Linked DNA regions of Homo sapiens: region 2 is linked to region 1. Evidence: read pairs that join two places in POLR2A ChIA-PET (ENCODE). Cell type or tissue: K562. All regions are shown on one strand.

Evidence for each region. ChIA-PET counts read pairs that join two places held together with the same protein. Peaks named below come from ENCODE experiments on the same cell type or tissue, not always from the same donor. Only the 100,000 strongest peaks of a DNase experiment are listed, where the experiment ranks them.
Region 2: POLR2A ChIA-PET joins it to region 1 with 5 read pairs; 2 of 35 experiments call an interaction of 5 or more read pairs at or near these places.

Annotation. Positions count from the first base shown.
Region 1 is chr16:25,209,924-25,212,423 of GRCh38, reverse strand. No RefSeq gene overlaps it. Among named protein-coding and RNA genes, the nearest start is that of AQP8, 5.8 kb to the left of the region's middle. In K562, no CTCF peak of the experiment used is centred here; a DNase peak (open chromatin) is centred at 1,463.
Region 2 is chr16:24,891,681-24,894,180 of GRCh38, reverse strand. All of the region lies in intron 10 of SLC5A11 (solute carrier family 5 member 11), which reads right to left. Among named protein-coding and RNA genes, the nearest start is that of SLC5A11, 47 kb to the right of the region's middle. In K562, no CTCF peak of the experiment used is centred here; no DNase peak of the experiment used is centred here; H3K27me3 peaks cover 42 bases.

The DNA.
Region 1 (2,500 bases):
GTCCCAACTACTCAGGAGGCTGAGGCAGGAGAATTGCTTGAACACGGGAGGTGGAGATTGCAGTGAGCCAAGATTGCACCACTGCACTCCAGCCTTGGCAACAGAGCAAGAGTCCGTCTTAATTAAAAAAAGAAAAAAAAAAGGAAAGAAAAAGAAAACTAGTGGCTTCCAGGGAAAACCTGAATGCCATTCAGACAAAACAACATATTTCCACTACATGAGAGTTTTAGAGTATGTCCTGATGTCCTCATACACAATATACTGTCTCTCAAAACCACTGAAAAACCTAGTGGGCTAAGGAGATACTGTCTTCCTAAAAAATTCTTTGGCTGGCAAACTTCCTAGTTTTCCAAATCCAGGTCTGGTTAACAGGACCAAGGCTTCTAATCTTTATCCCTGTTTGGTTGGCAAGACTTCTCTGCATCTATACCTGTCTGCCATCCCCCACCAGGTCCAGATGGAGTGTAGAAACAGGTCACATTTTACCCTGGCATCTCACCTTTCCCTTCTCTCTTGCCTTGATGGCTGCACTGTTGTGCCAGATGTGACGCTGCTGCTGTGGCAGCCATCTTGGACCGTATATATAGGCCAGATGTAGTGGCTCACCCTTGTAATCCCACCATTTTGGGAGGCCGAGGCAGGTTCATTACCTGAGGTCAGGAGTTTGAGACCAGCCTGGCCATATAGTGAAACCCCGTCTCTATTAAAAATACAGACATTAGGCCGGGCGCGGTGGCTCACGCCTGTAATCCCAGCACTTTGGGAGGCCGAGGCGGGCGGATCACGAGGTCAGCAGATCGAGACCATCCCGGCTAAAACGGTGAAACCCCGTCTCTACTAAAAATACAAAAAATTAGCTGGGCGTAGTGGCGGGCGCCTGTAGTCCCAGCTACTTGGGAGGCTGAGGCAGGAGAATGGCATGAACCCGGGAGGCGGAGCTTGCAGTGAGCCGAGATCCCGCCACTGCACTCCAGCCTGGGTGACAGAGCGAGACTCCGTCTCAAAAAAAAAAAAAAAAAAAAAAAAAAATACAGACATTAGTGGGGCGTTGTGGCACACACCTGTAGTCCCAACTACTCAGGAGGCTGAGGCAAGAGAATCACTTGGACCTGGGAAGCAGCAATTGCAGTGAGCCAAGATCACATCATTGCACTCCAGCCTGGGCAACAGAGCAAGACTCCATCTTAAAAAAAAAAAAAAAAAAAAAAAAAAAAAATATATATATATATATATATATATATATATATATATATATATATATAAAATAAAATAAATATATATATAATATAAAATATATAGATATAAAAATATATATATATATGATTGTAAAACCTAAGACCAGTACTTGAGCTATTCTGCAGACCCTGTACTTGATGGATCAGCTAGCACCACCACCTAGATGGATAAACTGGCTCATGTGATCTTGTGGGCTCCCTCAGGAACTGACTCAGCGCAAGGAGACAGCTTCAACTCCATATAATTTCATCTCTGACCAATCAGCACTCCTGACTCACCGGCTTACTCCCACCCACCAAGTCGTCCTTAAAAACTCTGACCCCTGAATGCTTGGGGAGACTGATTTGAGTAATAATAAACTGGTCTTCTGCACAGCCAGCTCTGCGTGAATTACTCTTTCTCTATGGCAATTTCCCTATCTTGATAAATTGGCTCTGTCTAGGCAGCGGGCAAGGTGAACCTGCTGGGAGGTTATGTAATTATTTAAGAATGAAATACAAATATAAATAAAATATGTTTTTAATGTACTTGTCTTATTCAGTGTATGTGTATTATTGTCTGTACAATATATGTGAATGTTTTGTGTACATGTGGGGTTTTTTTACAAATGGCTACTAAGTTGTTAGAACATAAGAACTTTTTAAGTGTTTTGCACCTAATTCCTTAATAAATAGAGCTATTAGGTATTTTTTTTGGGGGGGGCCTCCGCACAGAGTGAACCAAGAAAGTTTGGGGTCCTCTGAATTAAAGAATTTATGTTCTTGTATTTCAAGTACTTGCAGAAGAGAACAGTTCTTGCAGATACATCATCCCCAAATTCCAGAGATACTGGGTTTCAGGTTAATAACTTCTCAAAGCTAGACACCATTTATAATGCAGAGACTTGACAATTTAGGCTGTGCTCTGTGGACAACCACAGAAACTTAAAGCAGAACCTGTCATTCTCTTCTGAAACTGCTTTCTTTCCATCTCGGTAGATTTGCAATTGTATTCAATGTATTACCACTTGGAGCTCAGGGCAACTAGCCATTGGAAGTAAGTCTAGTTTTCACCTTTCTGTCTTCTCAAACTGCAAGATTGAGAAGACATTTCTCAACTACTCACTACATCTCCAACACCATGCTAAACACTCGGTATGTATTTGTAACCCCCCTTTGAGATAAGTCCTATCACTTATTATCACCATCTTCAGATGATAAAAACGAGGCACAAAGAAGTTAAAGAACTCACCCATGGATGGATGGATGGATGGATGGATGGATGG
Region 2 (2,500 bases), 320 kb after region 1:
AAGTGCAGACGGACTTAGGTGTGAATCCCCCCACCAGCTCTTTGTGAGTTTGGATGAGTTCCTTAACCTTTCCAGGCTCAGCTCTCTCATCTGTAAAATGGGGATGATAACTGTGCTTGCTTTTCAGGTGTCTAGCAGCTCTTTAGCAAAGAGAGCAGTTGTGATTATTGGCATTGTCATCATCACTGCTATTGTTAGATGAAACCAGAGAAAGAAGTTCCAACAGGTCAACGAAATAGAAATAGATGAGAGTAGGATTAGATAGTGGAAACTGGATCAGAGAGCTGTAGGTCAGAAGTTCAGAAATCTGGCTGGGTGCAGTGGCTCACGCCTGTAATCCCAGCAGTTTGGGAGGCCGAGGTGGGTGGATCACTTGAGGTCAGGAGTTCAAGACTAGCCTGGCCAACATAGCGAAACCCTATCTCTACAAAAAATACCAAAAATTAGCTGGGCATAGTGGTGCACGCCTATAGTCCCAGCTACTCAGGAGGCTGAGGCATGAGAATTGCCGGAACCCAGGAGGCAGAGGTTGCAGTGAGCCGAGATTGCACTACTTTACTCCAGCCTGGGCAACAGAGCGAGACTCTGTCTCAAAACTAAAAATAATAATAAATAATAAAAATAATAAAAAAGAAGTTCAGAAACCTGAAAACAGTAAACATTGGTTCAATAAAGGAAGGAGGAAGATGGTCTTGGGGGAATACCTGGGCAGGTGAAATTGTCTCTGGCTGGTTTTTACAAACGGCTTTTTCCTGGTGGCAGAATGGGTCAACTGTCTTTTTTTGTTTCGTTTTGTTTGTTTTTGAGACAGAGTGTTGCTGTTGCCCAGGCTGGAATTACAGGCATGAGTCACTGTGCCCGGCATAATTAATTAATTAATTAATTAATTTTTTGAGATGGAGTCTCACTTTGCTGCCCAGGCTGGAGTGCAATGGCATGATCTCGGCTCACTGCAAACTCCACCTCCCGGGTTCAAGTGATTCTCTTGCCTCAGCCTCCTGAGTAGCTGGGATTACAGGTGCCTGCCACCACACCTGGCTTTTTTTTTTTTTTTTTTTTTTTTTGTATTTTTAGTAGAGACAGGGTTTTGCCATGTTGGCCAGGCTGGTCTCAAACTCCTGACTTCAGGTGATCCACCCGCCTTGACCTCTCAAAGTGTTGGGATTACAGGCATGAGCCACCGCACCCAGCCAGGTCTGTTAAATTTAAAGCCCATGATGTTAGCCCGGATCAGTCCTGTTTCTCAAGGTCTCTCCTACCTGAGATGTGCTAAGGAGGAGAAGGGGGTCTCTCTCTTAATGGGGCAGTACATGTGCATTGCTCTCATCACTGCCTTGGTCCTTAGCTCTCCGCTCAAAGGAGGGCTGGCCTATGGATGAGACCTGGGTTTCATTCTCTGAAGTCTCCTGCATCAAATCAATGTCCAATGCCATGATTATTGCTTTAATTAAACTGTCATCAGCCCTCACTATGCAGTATAACTCCCCAAGTGGTACATTGATCTCTGATGTTTCATGTACCAGAAAAATAATATTTGAACACGTGATATATTCACTCAGTTTAAAACCCGAGAAAATATAACATGCAGTAAATCGGCTCTCATTCATCCTTCCCACCCGCCCTGCCTCCCTGCCCACAGGTATCCACTCTTCTTAGTTTTGTATACATCCATCCAGAGTTTATGGACATATAAGCAAATGCAAATATTGATTCTATTCTCCTTTTTTTTTTTTTTTAACACAAAAGGACTTCTTGTACACATGGATCTGCTTTCTGATTTTTTTCCTTTCTTTTTTCACACCAGTTATGTATCTGCCTCGCTCTGGGTGTTCCTTCTGCTGCAAACTCTTCCTCCAAAAATCACAGGAAGCTCTCGCTCTTCTACAAAGTCTTTGGTCAAAGGTCACTTCTGAATGATACCTCCCCTCAGCACCCTACATTATTTGAGACAGGATCTTACTGTCTCAAGCCTGTTGCCCAGGCTGAAGTGCAGTGGTGCAATCTCAACTCACTGCAGCTTTGACCTCCTGGGTTCCAGCAATCCTCCCACCTCAGCCTCCCAAGTAGCTGGGACTCCAGCTGCACACCACCGTGCCTGGCTAATTTTTACTTTTTTTTTTTTTTTTTTTTTAGAGATGGTCTCACTATGTTGCCCAGGTTGGTCTCAAACTCCTGGGCTCAAGTGAGCCTCCTGCCTCAGCATCCTAAAGTGTGTGAGCCACCTGTCACCCCATTTTAAATTGCACTCCCACACTCTCAATCTCCTTGACCTCACTCTACTTTTTAAAATGATATTTATCAAACTTTAACATCTCACATAATTTACTTATTATCTCCGTCTACTCCCATTAGAAGAAGGGAAGCTCCACAAGGGCAGAGAGCTTTGTTTGATTTATTAGCTCCTGATTTTAAGTGCCCAGAAGAGTGCCTGGTACGTAGAGGACACCCAGTGTGTATTTGTTGAACAAATGATGTCCAATAGGAGTTTTACCCCCATTTA